Regions from separate parts of the Homo sapiens genome. Here region 1 is linked to region 2. A link is an interaction called in ENCODE POLR2A ChIA-PET data of the cell type or tissue named here. Cell type or tissue: A673. All regions are shown on one strand. Each heading gives the region's core, and the rest is flanking DNA. Links, peaks and the distances in the headings are about the cores only.

The links. ChIA-PET counts read pairs that join two places held together with the same protein. Peaks named below come from ENCODE experiments on the same cell type or tissue, not always from the same donor. Only the 100,000 strongest peaks of a DNase experiment are listed, where the experiment ranks them.
Region 1: POLR2A ChIA-PET joins it to region 2 with 9 read pairs; 2 of 35 experiments call an interaction of 5 or more read pairs at or near these places.

The regions. Positions count from the first base shown.
Region 1 is chr3:115,829,906-115,834,311 of GRCh38, reverse strand. All of the region lies in intron 6 of LSAMP (limbic system associated membrane protein), which reads left to right. The region is part of intron 1 of LOC124906269 (a long non-coding RNA gene); the gene reads right to left. Among named protein-coding and RNA genes, the nearest start is that of SNORD155, 73 kb to the left of the region's middle. In A673, for the core only: a CTCF peak has its summit at 1,852; DNase peaks (open chromatin) are centred at 591, 1,811 and 2,261; H3K4me3 peaks cover 584 bases; H3K27ac peaks cover 4,000 bases.
Region 2 is chr3:115,711,573-115,715,978 of GRCh38, reverse strand. The region is part of intron 2 of GAP43 (growth associated protein 43); the gene reads right to left. Among named protein-coding and RNA genes, the nearest start is that of GAP43, 90 kb to the right of the region's middle. RefSeq lists enhancers at 1,953-2,453, 2,454-2,954. In A673, for the core only: no CTCF peak of the experiment used is centred there; DNase peaks (open chromatin) are centred at 2,538 and 3,518; H3K4me3 peaks cover 466 bases; H3K27ac peaks cover 945 bases.

The DNA of each region.
Region 1 (4,406 bases), core at 256-4,255, 120 kb before region 2:
CAAGCAATTTTTTTCTACAGTCAATATTTATTACAAGGAACTAGGAACTCACATATTTGGGACACAGCCAGTTAAATTCTCTAGCCACAAAAATACCAATTCTCTGACTGACTACCCTCACAGTTGGAAGTTTATACAGTCTGAATCTGAAGTCATTGGTATTACTTATAAAAATTAATGTATATATTGCTAAAGGTTAATCAACTCAACCGGATTATAACAAAGATGTTATTTTTTCTTAAAATCTTGGCCAATTCATGGTTTTTTTTTCTTTCCTTTTAAATGTACCTGTCTTAGAAAACATAAATGAAAAAACAAGATAATCATTCAGAATTCCTTTTCATAAACTTTCTATGCACTCAAATTAAATTTTGCCTCCTACATCGTATTTAGACGCAAGGTGCAGCCACAACTTTCTAGCTTAAGGCTATTTAAAGGGAAATTGGCAAATAAAATTAAAACAATATAAAAAATCTGAAATGAAACCAACCTACCATTGAAATTAAATTCCAGAAAAGTGATTTGCAAATAGACTCAAAGACCTGAGAAAAAAACGGAAACTAGGCCATGCGGGACCTGGCGTGGAAAAAATAAATCCAATTAAGCAAGATTATCATACACACCATAAAGGCAATGTGCTCAGAATTAAAGGTAGAAAGCTGCTGTTTTATAAGTTTGAAGATGAATCATGTTTCATTAACATTTGTCCAAACTATAAACTCTTGCAAACTTGTGTGTAGATATTCAGTGTCAATAATGCAATGTTTTGCATGTATATGCATTCACATATGCAAATATATTTTAATTATTTTCGAACTAAGGATTGCAAGGTTTCAAGGATCAACTAGACAGTTTAATAAGAGTTATTATCAAATTTTAAAAAGAGGACAAACTATTTTTAGTATGAAAGCTTAGAATAACTCTGTTGAATAGCAAAAAAAAAAAAAAAAAACTTCCCTAAAACAATGAAATCTGTTTCTAATCCCAGCCACTAAAAATAAGACTGTTAAAATGTGCCTGTTTTTTAGACTTGACATGATACTTACTGTTCATGGAAAATATCCCATTTTGAATTCCTGACATACCACAATTATTTTAACACATTTATGTTCTAGTGTTGCTGCAGAGATTGACATCACTTTATCATGTTGCCCTCTTGCAAATATATTGATATGAAAAACACACACATACGCATTTGTACCATTGGATAGCATTTTCAAAGAGGTCGTGCCCCATCTGAGATGAGCTTTGTACATTATCACTGTGACTCTAGGTATCATTTGTGAGAGCAGTTCTGCAGCCACCAACTCAAGTATTTATCTAATCGTGCATTATGATATAGGTAACTTTCAACAAAGTGAAGCCAGACACCATTCACAAAAGACAGCTGTCGGATACTGAAAAACAGTCTGGACTAGGGATGGAACACGAGGGATTTTCTTGAACTTCATATTTCCCACAAACTGAACTGTTGATTGGAGAATGACCCTAGTTTGATTTTACATTGTAGGTAGACTGTAGTTAGCTTTCTTAGATCCAATAGTTTTTAGAGAATATAGTTTATCTTATACTAATACTTTGGTCTTCGGCTAGTGGAAATTGAAAAGCTGTTCATTAAGACGGATGGCTGGCGTGAGAGTTTGCTATACAAAGATAGTCCCCTCTTAAGTTTTCTGTTCTTTACAAGGACTTTAACTTCTTAGGGATTGAATCACTTTTCTTCTCCTCTTTCCAATCGAGGTTAACCCAAGCGAAATGCAGCTTCCCATTGAAAGAAATACTAACAATAGGATGCTTAAGCATTTTTATGGTGCCAGTTAAGTACCCAAATATCTATGAGAAGCATGCCTCACTGTGGTCATAGCTATAATGCAAGGTATCTTCATTTAATTGAATATCATATATTGTCACCATCTTTATGAACTCTTAAATTTCATTCCTAAAATATCAATTGTCTCTTAGAGATTGGTTGACGTAAAATGGCCTAAAAATTTTAAGGCAATTAATTTTGTTAAGGTGTTTTGAAAGTGGGTGTTTCAAAAGTTACAAAGATTTTTTCTGCCTTCCCATTATAAAAAGGAAAACTTTCTTTCCTAATTTCCAACCTCACAAAGATGTATGTTTCATTTCAGCTGCTTTATTATTAATATCTCTCATTGGAGGATCTTCCCTCCTATCCCCACTCTACATGGCTCATCAAGATGACTGGGGATGCACAGCAGAGTCGCAGCAGGAATGTAGTCCTAACCCCTTCAAGCTGTGATTAAACAAAAACAAGCCTCAATAAATCAAATGCATTTCCCTTGGGTTTCCTTCATCATATTGCTTGATTTTCTGCAGTGATAATAATAATACTGGAATTCCACCAATGGGTAATTTATATTGGCTGTGTCCAATCAGAAATTTTCAAATATCCTTCCCCCATCTGCCAAAAACAAAACAAAATATAAAACCAGCTTGCTTTCCTCCTCCTTAGTTTAAAAGATACAAATAAAATAGTGTTCTATCCTTGATCTGTTTCTGATAGGTGTTTTCTTCCATTAATTTTAATTTAGGTTTATTTATTCTGAAGTGAGTCCTGAATTGCATAAATTTGCATAAATACCTCCTACTATATTGCTGCAGAAAATCCACTGAATTGCAAAATGAGGAAAGAGTCAGCTCTCAATGTCTGGGGGAACTTTTCTCACTTTGTGAGGTTGACATTGTTTCCTGAGGTTTCTGGGTACTGAGCAATGATAACATTTCTCCCCATCAGTTTACTTGTGCCTAGCTCTTCTTCATAATGGAAGTGCACCCAGAGACATTCTCACATTGAGGACCGTAGGTTCAGAATGAAGTGTTGAAACCAGCCTCAGAAAATTAAAAAGACGTGAAACAAGGGGCAAAGACAAGGGCAAACAACCGTTTTGTTTATGTAACTCTCAAGCGAAAAATTCCCTTGAGCGTGGGGCTCTCTGGACTCAATCAGCCTATCCCTTTCTGATCACTGCCACTTTGAAACAAAACAAAACAAATCCTGGAATGTGTCTCACTTGTTTGCCTCCCATCTGATTATTTATCCCAAGTGAACAGCCTTTCCATTCACTAACCCCGTGTGGCAAGTGGGTTTGGGAAATGTTGAGATTATCTTTCAGGTTCAGGCATGGCACCAGGTTTGTTCACAGCTGCTTGCCATTCCATCCCTGTTTTTCCATTGATAAAATGCATTGCACATGGCTGGGTTTGCATGATTAATACAGCTGTCCAAAGCTTTTTCAGAAAACAAAACAAACCCCCACTCCCAAAATTAAAGTTTAGAAAGAAATTAAAATCCAAACCACAAACAAGCGAGGCTTGCAGAAATCTGAAGTCGTCCTGGCATGTTTTCTCCCTAAGGGGGACTCATGTTCCTACAGGCAGGCCTGGCATCAGAACAGCCATATCCTATCTACAGTTAGAGGAGAGGGCGTACCTGCCCTCACCTGGCATTCCCAGTAATACATTCTTGAAATCAAATTCCAAAAGGATGAGAGGTAAAATGGGAGAAAAATTTTGAACATATCCCATGCTGTGAAGATCACTGAATAATTTCCAGTTTCATTTATTTTCTGTAGAATACCATCCTTAGTATTAAAAAGAAAAAGCTTATTTTCAGCTCCTTAATACAACAGTATTTTGCTTTGTTTAATAATGGTAATAATATTAATAATAACAACAGCTAACATACATAACGGCCTTCTCATGTACCATTAGAGTTTAAAGGGCTTTTGCCTGTATTAACTCAACTCCCAAAACCCTAAGAAAGAAACGTGCACCTTTCTCCCACACTTTTTAATGATCAAAGGACACCTACATTTCAACCTACCCCTTATTGCACCCAGGCACATATACAAATCTATAGTATATTAATAATCACCCTTGTGTATACATTCATGTTCATTAGATATGCATCTTTTCAATGGATTTTAAATGTTCATCTAATTTGTTTTATGTATTGCAATGCTTATAACACTCAGTTACTTTAACGTCTGTACATTTTTACAAAATCTATTTTCAAATATGCTTAGCACAGTGAGATGTATGCCCAACTCACACAGATTTATATGAAAGCATTCATTTTTTAAAAACTTGAGCAGAGCTATCTGGCATCGGTACATCTAATTTCACACACTTATTCAGGCTGATTTACATATACACCTCTATTAATCATGGATAATTACTTGCATTGTTCCTGTAATTCAGTTTTTCCAACTGTGAAATGGGAAAGAAATTATATTTTTCATGCCTACAAGCTCAAAGTGGTATTTTAAATAATATACAAAAGAGAGCTTCAAGTTCCTAGAAGGCATATTGAATTTAAAATAATCATATTCAGATACACATGTGTCTTATAATTTTTAAAAGCACTGATATTTGCAGGTATA
Region 2 (4,406 bases), core at 188-4,187:
AGCTGGGGAAACTGAAACACAGGGAGACTGAATGGTTTACGTAAGGCCACACTGTAAATTCCAACGTAGGACAGAGTTATCTCAGCAGATTTTACTTTAGTTGCTTTCCCTGGTTTTACCTTTGCCCAAAAAGAATGGGTAAGTTCAGAGTGATAACTAAAGCAGGGAGTCCGGTCCACAGCTATGTAGGTCTGAAGATTACAACGTTTAAAAATTGTACCATTAAAAGCAGCTAAAAATGAAGGGAAGAATCCTGATAAGTCTTCTGTAGTATAAAATCTGGTCTTGGCACTTTCCAGCACTAATTATGTGATTTGTAAATGCTAGAGATGAGTTAATATGTAATCTTTAGTATTTTGTGCAAAATCTTTGATCATCATGGTGAGTGTCAAAGACAAATGAATGGCTGGGGCCAGCTGGTCACTCCAATTACCATGTTCCATTTAGAGTAAATAGTCACATTCCTCATCTAGCGGATCAACCTCCCTCTGAGACAGTTATTACTTAGGAAGGGGCTATAGAGTCTAGAAGATTGAAGTGTGATTTTCAACACCAGGTGACATAGAACAAGTGAGTAGAAGCAATGACCTGGAGCTGGCAAATGAGGAAAGCCTGGAAGTGCTAGTGTGACGGCTGAAATCCAGCAAGGCGAAGCGTAGAATATGCTTGTTCTTTTTCAGTTTGCCTCTGAATAGTACTTTTACTTGTATTAAACATTAAAACTTAATATTAGTACTGTTATTTTGTTTAAGACATTACAGGAAAAACAAAAATGAGTCACAGTATTATGCATTAAATGTCTGTGTTCCTTCAAAATTCATATGTTGAAATTCTAACCCCCTAAGGTGACGGCATTAGGAGTAGGAATCTTTGGGAGGTGGTTAAATCATGAGGGTAGCGGACTCATGACTGGGATTAGTGTCTTTATGAAAGACACAACAGAGAACTAGCTAGTCTCTTCTACCATGTGAGGACACAGCAAGGTACAGAGAAAGCTGGCCCTTACCAGGATTTGTCTGTTGTTTATAAGCCACCTAGTTTATGGTATTTTATTATAGCAGCCAAAGACACTCGGGCTGTATGTGTGTGTGTGTGTGTGTGTGTGCACGCGCACACGTGTATCTATGTAGTGACCATTGAATGAATTTCCTAAGACTATTACTATTATCTACCTAGTGATGGCTTCTCCCCAAATCCATCTTTACCAGGGCAAAATCAATCCCCCAAATCCAGTTCTATTATAAAACCGAATGTGTCTAAAAAAAAAAAACAATAAACAAAAATCGATGATGTGTTTTAGTTTTAAATTTAGTTTTAGTAGTTTAGGCTTTTTTTCCTTTTAGGGGAAAAAAGTTTTTTCAAGACACAAATTTTTCAAATGGAACATAGTCATATTTTCAGGAGTAAATAACCTTATTTATATGAGAGGCTTAAGCTAGAGGCTCAAAAACTTGATTAAATTATTTAATGAAGTTGATTAAATACTCTTGCTGTGCCACGATTTAGTCTCAAAAATTATATTCAGTCATTTGGACAGATAATGTTAGAATCTGATAGAAAGCTGTAACCTGCCCATGCCATGGCATTTTAGCCTTGACAAAAACATTGCTCTTCCAAGCCCAAAGACAGCTTAGAGATTACCACCACGTTCACTGGCAGCCTCCATGAATTTTGTCATTTCTGTGTTAACTTAAAAAGAGAAAGTTAACATCATAGAAAGTAAATTCATATATTCTTGATGCATGATAGCTCAAGGATCCTTCAAAAGGGAAGAAAGAAAATGTTTTCATTCATTCATTTATTCATCCAGTGAAAGAAATTATGTCTTACTATGTCCATACACTGTTCCACGAACTGCAAGTATAGCAGTGGTGACACAGCCATGAAAACACAAAGCAAAAACCTCTAAGTTATTGGAATTTATATGCTAGCAAATTACTGTAATAATGTGTTGTTTATTGGAGAAAGAATGGTAAAGGAAAGAACAGCTAGATAAGAAGCACTCAGCCCTAAGGAGCGTAATTCGTCCTGGGTCACTTCTCTTGGATTTGCAAAGCTGACTAATTTGAATGAATCTCAGAAGTTTTGAAAAAGGAAAAACCATAGTAGTTTCCATATTCTTGATCCACAACCACAATTCCTAAGAAAGATCAAAACCACACTAAGACAGCAATAAAGATCTAAGTTATCTCTGCATGTATTTACAACAATGTAATGGTAGCCTTAAAGGATTCAGGGGATTAAGTGGACAATTTCACAGTGGTCCTTGAAAGATGTATGCCAAACTTGCTCTCTGATTCTTGCTAAAATAGAGTTTGGAAGCAGTTCTTGCCTTTATGCATTCCATTCATTTCCTTGAAAGGATGAGAATAGCATGTCGATGCATTCTGTTGGTGAGCAAATACCAGGAGCATATGCAGCAGCGGCTGCTTGTGCGCTCAGCCAGGCAGCCTGGTTGCAATGCTGCTGGAGGGATGGCGATGTTCCCAGCTGCCATTGCCTACACTGAGCTCTAATGGCCCTGTTTTCTGGCTCCAGTCCAGGCCCTTCCACAGCCCTACATTACTGAAATTAGGTTGAGTGGATTTCCGAGTAAAACATTACCTCTTGGGACCTGCCCAGCTCTCCCCAGCCTTGTCAACATTGATTAAATAGAAGCTGCTATCATCCTGGGGCCATGCCCACAATTACTCTACCAATCACCAATGAGCTGGGTGTTTGCTTCCTCTCTTTTTATTTTCATCTTTCTTGAATATTAAGCATCATCACCTCAAAAGCTCAAAGGAAAGTAATAATAATAATAATAAAAATCTTTGGCAGCTAACTCACATATGGCCCTTTTGTTGCTCACACAGTCTTTTTCTTTAGCTATATACCAGATGTCCATCTGGAGCCTGGATCATGGCTTTCAGTGGTCACTGTGATCCACATTTTGCTCGTTTCATTACCATGTTTCACATTTTAAGTTCCTTTCAAAACACTGAGCCAGTATATTTCATTTTGATGTGAGGAGAATTATGCAAGTAACATCTCTGCCCCCATTTCTTCCTTACTTTCCAAGCACTTAAAAGAGAGAATAACCTTTTTGCTAATAACACTATACACTAAAGGATTTCAAAGAGTAACCAAGAAGAAAAATCAGAGGCAGCATGATGGGGTCTCAGTGATATCTGCAATATGCCATCTACATGTCTACTTTTTCCCTCAAGTTTAGGCCTAAGACCAGGCTGATTCCTATTCTAGCCTAGACTTTGCCACTAACTAATCATACGACTTCAGAGAAGATGCTTTTCCTTTCTTTGTCTCAGTTTCCTAATATACACATAATATGAATAATAATGCGTGCCCTACCTTATCGTGGGTTGTTTGGAGTTTGAAGGGAGGTATTTGAAAGTGCTTTATAAAATCTAAAGTGCAGAATGTAGTTTGTCGAGATTTTAATCCAATTTATGGGGTTTGAGATTTGCTGAATTTTAATCCAACCTTCAGGAAATGAAGGATTTGAGAAATTCACTCAACCTAATTCTAGCTGCCAAGTTTTAATAGTCTCAAGAGGAAAAAAAGCAATTCTTCCACTACCCACCAAAAAACTTCTTTCCCAGACAGATGATTAAGAGACCTTCTCCCCTAGAATGTTTCTGTAAAGTCTGACTCTGATGAGGAAACAAAGATATGAATGACTAATTAATTAGAGAGCACTACTCAGAAAATAAAGATATGAGTGACTATTAATTAAAGACAGCTACTCTTATAAAACTAGGACAGAATATAATATTTCTAGTCTATAGAACAAAAGACAGTGTTTTTTTCTGAATGGAGAAAAAACCCAGAGATATTTTTTTAAAAAATTAAAACTAAAGCCAAAGAAGGTACAAGTTGACTAGCCTTGAAAACTTCTTAAAACATTATTTATAAAAAATGTCTATCAAATCATCAAAAATTAGTGTTCTCTCTTCTTCCCCAACTAGAAATATGCAGAAACATCAATAATTATAATTTACATGGCTTGCCTACTTGCCCTCAATAATTTTTGGAATAAGATGAAGTAAATATATTAAGTTAAATGATGTTAACTTTATTTCTTACCATTATTACAATGAATAAGTCAACTTCTAAAGGTTAAAAATTAAAACAAGAAATTAAGGGTATTCTCACTTTAGTATAACAAACAGTCAAATAAAATCACTCCCTCATCCCTGCTCCCAGCTAAATTACATGCTGAGCTGGCAGTGGAATCTGTGGGTCTATTGAGGCATTGCTTCAGTTTGTTTGGGGGTTGGAGGGAAGAGGTAGAATGCAGAGTCAGCCTAAAGATAAACACTGATGGTTCCAATGGCACTGAGAAATTATGAGAAATGCCATGACAAGAATAGAAAAATAATGCGATAGTGAGTGTTGTTAACTAA